Regions from separate parts of the Homo sapiens genome. Here region 2 is linked to region 1. A link is a contact called in ENCODE Hi-C or POLR2A ChIA-PET data. All regions are on one chromosome and are shown on one strand. Each heading gives the region's core, a stretch centred on a gene start or an enhancer-like site at or near the end of the contact. The rest is flanking DNA. Distances are from core to core; before and after follow the strand shown.

What was found. Hi-C counts contacts between places; a loop is a spot of excess contacts on that map. ChIA-PET counts read pairs that join two places held with the same protein, here RNA polymerase II (POLR2A). Pooled maps may share reads with other maps.
Region 2: a map of gastrocnemius medialis shows a loop between it and region 1 (2.6-fold over the local background). The contact joins the enhancer-like site here to the promoter of LINC01852 in region 1. A Hi-C loop is called at or near these places in 2 of 168 maps with a recorded cell type or tissue (ascending aorta and gastrocnemius medialis) and 10 of 50 pooled maps. POLR2A ChIA-PET finds 5 or more read pairs at or near these places in 1 of 52 experiments (PC-3).

The regions. Positions count from the first base shown.
Region 1 is chr15:38,070,365-38,074,451 of GRCh38, reverse strand. It overlaps LINC01852 (long intergenic non-protein coding RNA 1852), which reads left to right and starts at 1,462. Exons shown (of 3, transcript NR_147201.1): 1 at 1,462-2,404; 2 at 2,495-2,622. RefSeq lists an enhancer at 1,119-1,984.
Region 2 is chr15:38,396,747-38,401,189 of GRCh38, reverse strand. No RefSeq gene overlaps it. Among named protein-coding and RNA genes, the nearest start is that of FAM98B, 55 kb to the left of the region's middle. Within about 2 kb of position 2,874, at least 7 of the 41 ENCODE cell types and tissues checked have a DNase peak (open chromatin) inside an H3K27ac peak, as active enhancers do; they include ascending aorta, where a contact is called at or near this core.

The DNA.
Region 1 (4,087 bases), core at 213-2,712:
GAATCCAGGAGAATCAAGTGATGTGTAGGCATTGTTTAAGGCATCGTAAGTTAATTTAGAGACGAAGTAAAGTATAAGGGTGGATGTGCATAGGTTATATGCAAATATGTTGCATTTTATATACGGGACTTCAGCACCCAGGGTTTGGGTTATGGGTGGGGATGTGTCCTGGAACCAATCCCAACGGATACGGGGGAATGACTGTACTTTGAAGAGAGAGAGTAGCAATGTTCAAAATGCAGGAAGTGAAAGAAACACAGAGAGCATTCTTTGGAAAGATACTTGAAGGTTTTTTTCTAATCCTCAGCTCAAACCTGGGTTCCCACCCTTTTCCCACCAACTCAGAGAAAACTTTTTCTGACACAAAGGGAGAAAAGAAAACATATTTTTGAACAACACTTTTTTCTTGGAGGCTTTCTTTTTGAAAATTATTTTTAAGTTTGTTTGAGGCAATTTTTACTGGGATGAACCAGCTTCTTTTGGAGGGCGGACAAGTCTCTTCCCCTCTTAGATCTTATCTGCTTCTTATCTGTAAAATGAATGCATTAGGGTTGATAAGTCTTCCTATATCTGGTGTTCTTTGATTCTGCCATTCCCTGTTTAAGCCAGAGCCTAGGAATCTAGATCTGGAGGCTGTTTCTGTTTTAGATTGTGCACTAGAAATTAAGCACACACCGCCCCAACTCCCCCAGCTGCCTGAGACTTAAGAAAAAGTGAGACTGCAGTCCTTTGATTTGGCGTTAGAGCTCTCCGTGGCATTAACCTGTTGTTGGTCTAACCTGTGGGGCCAGAAGAAGTGTGCTCGAAATCTGTGAACATGGTTGCTGAACAAACGCGTTTTGGTTTCTTTCTTTTCCTTTTTTCCTTTTTCCCAGGAGTGAGGAGGGGGAGGAAAAAACTGGTCTTTGTTGTGAAGCCACGGTCCCAAACTTGAACCTAGAGGAATGTTAAAGCTCTGAAAAAAAGTTAGGGAGCAGCCTTGCAATTATGCACTCAGTCACAACAAGAGGGTAAGAACTTTCAAGGCACTGGATTGAAGAGACACAAAAGTCAGGAAATGACCCTTTCGTCGGGATTTCAGAGGCCGCAGAGGAGAAACAAAGTCCTCTCACAACTCGGGAAACTTCGGACCGTACCATCCCGAGGGGGCAAGGGTGGGGGAGGCCGGGAGAGGGCAGTGGAAATTGACATCTTCGTTCTCAACAAGCCGTGAGTAAACTGAGGATTTCCCGGCTGAAAGGACTCAGTGTCTGCCTGTCCCCGGCCCAGAAATGAAAGCGAGTTTCAGCCGATCCTCATTGTGGGGCCTGCTGAAAAAGCAGCCCGGGTCGCCCCGGCCAGCCCCGGCGTCCTGAATCGGAGCCCTGTGCGCGCCAGGCCGGGCCGCGCGCCCGGGTTGCAGGATGGCGTGCCCAGGCCAGCCCATCTGCGGCCGCGGGCCGGCGGGGAGGAAGCGTCCCTGGGGATGAATGGGGCTTTGTTCGTAGGCAGCCGCGGCTACCCTCTGCAGGCCCGGCCCGCACAACAGAGGCTGTATGCGAGAGGAATGGAAATGAGCCTCAGGCCCTGCCGAAGGAGCCCCATCCCCTTCCCCGCGCGGGGCTGAGGAATGCTGGCCAGCCGGAAAGGAACCCTCGCTGGGAACGCCGCTCTCGCGCCTCTGAAACCCCATTGAGAAGAACCCTTTGATGCAATTAAAGCGCATTTCATTGCAGGCCTGGGAGGAGGGAACGACCGGCAAGCTTTTTTCTGTCTCGGACGTGTGTATGCACCTTTGTGGGCCGGGTTACTTAGAGACCAGGCGGGAACTTGAGCTCCCTCTCTCGCAGACGTTCTGTAACATCAGAAAAGCGTACCCATAAACAGATTGGTTTTCACCAGGGGTGGAACTCAATTTGGACACGATCCAGGCTGACCTGCAGGCCGGGGTTCCTACTTTGAAAGGCTCTTTGGTGCGCCTTACACCCACCTTCCCTGCTGTAAAGGTTTAGGCGGAAAAGAAATTGCGTTTGCAGGAGGAAGTTGTTTCTGAGGTTACTGCTCAGCATTTTCCATTTTCTCAGTGGTGGGGTGGGCCGTGTCGCATATCCAGAAGTGATGTCACAGCCAGACCTGCAAAATGATGTAACCTGCAAGTGTTGAAGGACGACGATGGGACAGCTATTTTGATACTCGTATTATTTTATAACATTTCCCTGCTTTTTCCATTGAGACAACTGTGTGACCTCAGAAAATCCACATAGCCTCTCTGAACTTAGTATTTTTGTGTGTGTGTTAAAATGAGTATCACAAAGCCGGAGAACGAATGTGATGAAGTTCTGGGTGCTTGTGGAATTCTTTCTAAGTTGGAGGTGGACACTTTATCTACCTGCACAGGTGGAAGATATGTGGGTCTGGAACTCCGGTAAACAAAAAGATCCTATTGGGACCTCTATTTGGTTGACTTTGTGTCACTTTTTACTAGGGCTAATTGTCTAATGTCTCTTTCCACTAGTGTATGCCTCCTTGAGAACATGAACCTTTAAACAACAACAACAACAATAACAACACGAAGACAAAGTCCTGTCTGCTCTCCCAGGCTAGAGTGCAGCGTGCAATCGTGCAATCGCAGCCTACAGTAAGGTAGAATTCCTGGCCTCAAGCTATCCTCCTGCCCCACCGTGGCCTCCTGAAGGGCTCCGATTACAGGAGGGAGCCACTGCACCCAGCCAAACCTGTCTTTTATTCTGTATCTCCTGTGCCCAGAGCAGTCCCTGGCCCTGATAAGGGTTCAACAAATATGTTGAGTGAATGAACAAATACATTCAGGAGTGTAGGGATTGATACTAACTTGTTGGCTGTTTTCTGTTCCTTATAAATCTAAATAAGAAATAGGGAGAGCATGGTAGGTATTTGGGGTCCTCGGCGAGGCGTAAGTTCAGGAGAAGTTTGAAGGAAAGGGTAGGAAAACATTTTTGAGAGCACAAACATGCTACAAGTGTTTCCTGAAATGCCCCAAAGAAGAGTGCAGCACTCAGGTGGAGGAGTCATTTTTTCCAACTGAGTGGATGGTTAATACTGGCAAACATGAATCATGTTTTATATTCATAAGGAGTGTGCCTAGTCAATCACTGATTCTTTAAACACCCCAGAGAAGCAGGGCGGGAAGAGTAATGGCCATGCATGATGGACATCATTGTTTCTTATACGTTGCTCTAAATGTGTCCCCATGGTTCTTGTTATTTTGGGCCTGGTTTAGACTTCTATTTGGTTGTTTTCCTCTGAGGTCTGGAATACACGAATATGTTTTCCACTCAGAAAATCCAATACACTTTTGCATCCCAATCAGGAAGTTGATAAACATGAGATAGTAGAGTACTTGCTACCTTAAATATACCTCCACATGTCTGCAGGAAATACCATTCAAGTAATGCCTAGGTAAGCAAATGCCTGCTCCTGTCTTTTTCCCTCACTCTTACACCACACACACACACACACACACACACACACTGATCAGATGGTGAGTAATATAAAGTCTGTTTAAAGATGGGACCTCCATAATTCCTTGTTTGTGTCAGGGGCAATATGCGAAACACACGGCTGCCCACAACATTGTTTCTTGTCCTGTGGGTCCGTTTGGCTTTTTGTCTTGATGTGGGCATCAACCCTGAGAGTGGAGACTGTTTTTCAGACTGTCCCATTCGTGTCTATTTAACCAGGTGAGTACAACCCACTTAAAAATCTCACATGTGAGGTGATTCCAGGATAGAACAAAAGTTGTACAACAGTAACAGTTGTGGTTTCCCTCCCTTTACAGAACTAGTGAGTTTTCATCAAATCATTGGGTATTTCTGTTTCTTTCTGATTTACAATATGCTTTTGTAGAGCACCTTTATCCTCATTTCAGATTGGTCATTACTAGGCAGTGACTTGAGTCGATCTACCTGACACTAGCAAATAATCAATGATTCAGAAGGGATTAGTGAAAGCAAGGATCAAAGGTTCTTGTCTGATTACCTCCATAAAGTCAAAAATCTCAAGTGATCATGTTTTATAAATTTTGATTAACTTGTTTTTTTAAAAAGACTATACCTATTTATCTGGAAAT
Region 2 (4,443 bases), core at 1,625-4,124, 330 kb before region 1:
GCTAGTCACCCAGAGCCTTATCAGGGACACCTGAAATCAAACGGGAGTGGTGGCCATTATCTATAACACACTTCCAAGTAGGGAAACAGTACTTACTCAAATCCATTATTCATCATTTATTTCATATACTGTATTCCCCTTTGGTTTATTAGGTTGATTTTAATTGCCACACAGTTTTTCCAACTTGAGGCTATAGTAAATTACTAGCATTACTAGACTCTGTTTCCAAGTATTTGAAAAGCAAACCCAAATCCAGGGCAGATCTCTCCCTGCATGAGATTACATTTTAAGTTAAAATGAATACGTTGATAGAAAACAGTACGACGATTCCTCAAGAAATTAAAAATAGAATTGCCGTTTGATTCAGCAACTTCACATCTGAATATATATCCAAAAGAACTGAGAGCAGGATATCAAAGAGATATCTGTACACCAAATATTCGTAACAGCAATATTCACAGTAACCAAAAGGTGGATGCAAACCGATGTCCATTGACGAAGGAATGAACAAACAGTCAGGATACAGTAAGTCCTCACTTAACATTGTCAATAGGTCCTTGGAAACTGTCTTTAAGCTAAGCGCCATATAACGAAATTAATTTTACCACAGACTGATTGAAATAAAGAAGAGTTAAGTTCCTACAACATATTTCTGGTTACCAAGGCATCACCAAACTTCTAAATAGAAACCAAAGCACTTCTAATATTAAACATTGAAATAAATGTGAACTATAGATACATTTAAGAAAGATTAATAAAAATAAGATAATTACTTACCCAATTATCCCAGTTAATGGTCACAGGTGGCCAGAACCTATCTTAGCAACTCAGGGTGCAACACAGGAACCCACCTTGAACAGAACTCCATCCCATCACAGGGCACAGTCAGGCATGCACTCACACTCACAGTGTGACCATGTAGACACGCCAGTTCACCTAAGGGGCACATCTTTGGGATAGGGGAGGAAACCCATGCAGACATGAGGAGAATATGCAAACATTGGTTCCTGCCAGGAATTGATTTCTTTTCCTCATGAATGTTATAACAAAATGACATTGACCAAATTGGCTTTATTTGAAGACCTCTGTATATACATATAATGGGATATTGTTCACCTTAAAAGGAAGGGAATTCTGACACATGCTACAACATGGATGAACCTTGAAAGCATAATACCAAGTGAAATAAGCCAGTCACAAAAGGACAAATACTGTATGACTTCATTTATATGAAGTACCTAGAGTTGTCAAATTCACAGAGACAGAAAGCTGACTGATGGTTGCTGGGGCGGGGTGGGGGTGGCGGGAAATGGGGAGTTACTGTTTAATGGGTGCAGAGGTTAGGTTCAGTTTGCAAGATAGAAAGACTAGTTCTGGAGAGATGAATGGTAGTTACGGTTGCACTATATGAATGTACTCAATGTCACTGAACACTGTCACCTAAAAATGGCTAAGATGGTGAATTTTATGTTGTGTGTGTTTTATCACAATTTTTTAAAAAGAAAAGGAATAGGCTGAGCCGAAGTAGGTGAAGAGGTGCTAGACTTGAGGTTATTATTTTGCAATTTATCTATATCTACCTTGGGATGTTTAATCGTGTTTTGACCTAAGCCCTGGAAATATTTTGAGTGTATAAGAACACTAATGTGTTTCATGGTCTTTTATTATGTCTTTATTATTATTGTTATCATCACTATTTCCTAGCCTTAATATTAGTGTAGAACTGGTAAGGTCTTCTTGAGAAACTGACTTTTAGAATTAATCAGTTAACTAGTTCATCTCCTCCCCTCTAAAAAACCTGAGGAATAATAAAAGCCTTCCAGAATAGGGTGGCAGAGTGAAGCCAGATATTAAATTTTATCCCTCAAACCCTAAGAAAAATAATCTGAAAATAAGTAAACTTGAATAAGAAATATAGGGATACAAACTAATGCTATAATCTTTAAAAAGTGGTGGCCAAAAAAAAGAGAAAAATTCAGCAGCCGATTTGATACTCCTACCTTACTTCTGTAACGCAATCCTCCAAAGCAGTAGGAGAGGAAAAAGGAGAGGAAAACCTTCCCTGAATGAAAGAATTTGAGGGTGGGGTATATTTTTATTTTATGTGCATTCCCTTTAAAATATGATTTTACTCTAGATTTATGGCAAAGAATGATCATCAATCCCTTGATTCCCTTTGACAACGACTTTTGAACCTTCATTTATTACATTTTGAATGAGGTGAGAATTTAGACAGTTCTTTTAGGAATGAGGAAGAGATACTATGTAGATGCAGTGCATTAGGTTATTCTAGGACAATGGCAGAACAGGAGCCATTGTTCATAGCATCAGAAGTGGGGGAAAATCAAATTTAACGACGATAACAAAAAAGAGGTGAAAAGTGGAGAGAATTTAGGGGGGAAATGTGTGAGAATATATGAAGGGATCTAGAGACTATTGAAGAGGAAAGGAGCAGCTCAGAGGAAATCTGGGAGGAAGTTTCTGATGACATTAAATCCTGGGGGGCCAAGCCTGTAAATCGTTATTCTCACCTTTTGACTACATGCCTGGAAAGTCAAGGTATAAACCAAAGGGACATGACAGCTGATCAGGGGAAAGCTTTTGGTGAAAATATTAGAATTTGGATTTTTGCCATTGGAGAAGTTCAAGGGCTGACTGATCAGAGGATCTCTGAGCCATTCTCTGTCATCTAGCCAGGATAATACCTCAGCTCTCCCACAGAGTTCCATCTTGAATACCATATCCAGAGAGATAAACCACAACCTTGATTTGATTCTTAGCCACTGCCTGACCAAACAGGAAGCTTATCCTAGTGTCTACAGAATCCAAGCTGTCTGTGGAAGGTTAAGTCTGGCCAGCACACAATGAGTCAGCCGCCATTACCCAGAGGAGTGAGCTAGGGCAACCACTTTGGACAATATGTTGTTTTGGAAGTGAGGATTTCTTTTAAAACATTGGAGCCTGGGAACATGGTGTGCTTTATATAAAGTACAAAATAAATAAAAGATTTCAAGGAATTCCTCTCCCACATGACCAATTCGAAAACCCAAGCAGATAAACCCAAGCACTAAATGGATTCAGTGAGCACTCATTTACTCCAAATTTAAAAATATAATACACATGAAACTATTTTAGAAGTTTTTTTCCCCTAAAAAGGGAAGTCACTGAAATAGAGACAACTGGCCACAATAATTTGGTTTTTACCCAGTGTGGGCTTCCAAATTACATCAAAAAAAGGCACCAGAAGGGATTCAACTTTTTTTTGTAGGAGGAGGGGAGAACATGGGTTTGATGTCATGTTAGGAAGTAAGGTCAGCCCCATCCAAAAATAATTAATAACAGTTTACAGTTAGTGAGTAAATTGTCTAAGAGTGCCCTGTTTTTAATTTGGGGGAAGGGACACTCAATACCACATTGCTTCTTGTTTGCTATTATAATGTTTATTTGCAGCTGATATTAATTGTTTTCCACTGACATCCACTTTTTTCTCTTTCCATGGTAATAAAATGCATGATTTCTAACGGACCCTGTGGTTGCTCAGAATAAAGATATTTCGTATCACCTTTGCAGCTAGGTGTGGTCATATGGCTAATTCTGCTAATGCAGAGAGAAAGCGGCACGTGCAACTTATGAGCGCTTCCCTGAAAGGCACAGGCATGCTCTTTGTTTTTCCATTCTTCCTTTCTGTTAGTTGGAATTCAGATAACAATGAGTGATGTTCTAGCCATCAGTCTGGGCCAAGGGGTCCTTGAGAAGGGAATCAGCATGGTGAAGCCACACAGTGGAAGTAGCCTAGGTCTCTGACCCTCTGCAGTGCCCAGATTGTCCTGGACTGACAAACTCGACTTCTCAGGAACATGAGAGGAATAAACATCCATCCTGCTTAAGCCATTGTTATTTTAGGTTTCTTTGTTGCTTACAGCCAAAGCTAATCCTAATCAACAAGCTATTTTAAAAGTGTTGTTTGATTGAGAGAGCAAAGTCTAAATTCTCAAGTAACTATAACCTAAACCTGGATGTTAAGATGCCATGGTCCTATCAACAATCTTTTTCCTCATTTAGCCATTTGACACTGGCTCTTGAGACACAGAAGAAACCAAGAAGCTTTTGAGAAAGGACAGCCGAGAGCACAGAGGTTCCCAGCCCAAAGAGTGACACACATGCAGGCTAGACTCTGTGTTTTCATGGTAAAAATGATATGGCATTCGTGATCTTTTTCAGGGAAAATTCTGGCTTAAAAAAAAAAAGGCTCCAGCACTGGAGCTTGGCATCTCATCACTCAGGATTCATTTCTTTAGGTTAAGTAAATGTATGTTTTCGCCCTTTAAAATGCAAACTCATAGAGAGGCAAGACAGCAAGTCTCTTACACATTAGTATAAAGCTTCTTCTGTTTCATTCTGATTATAGAAAAGTCTTTAAAAGATAAAAGATATGTGTATTGA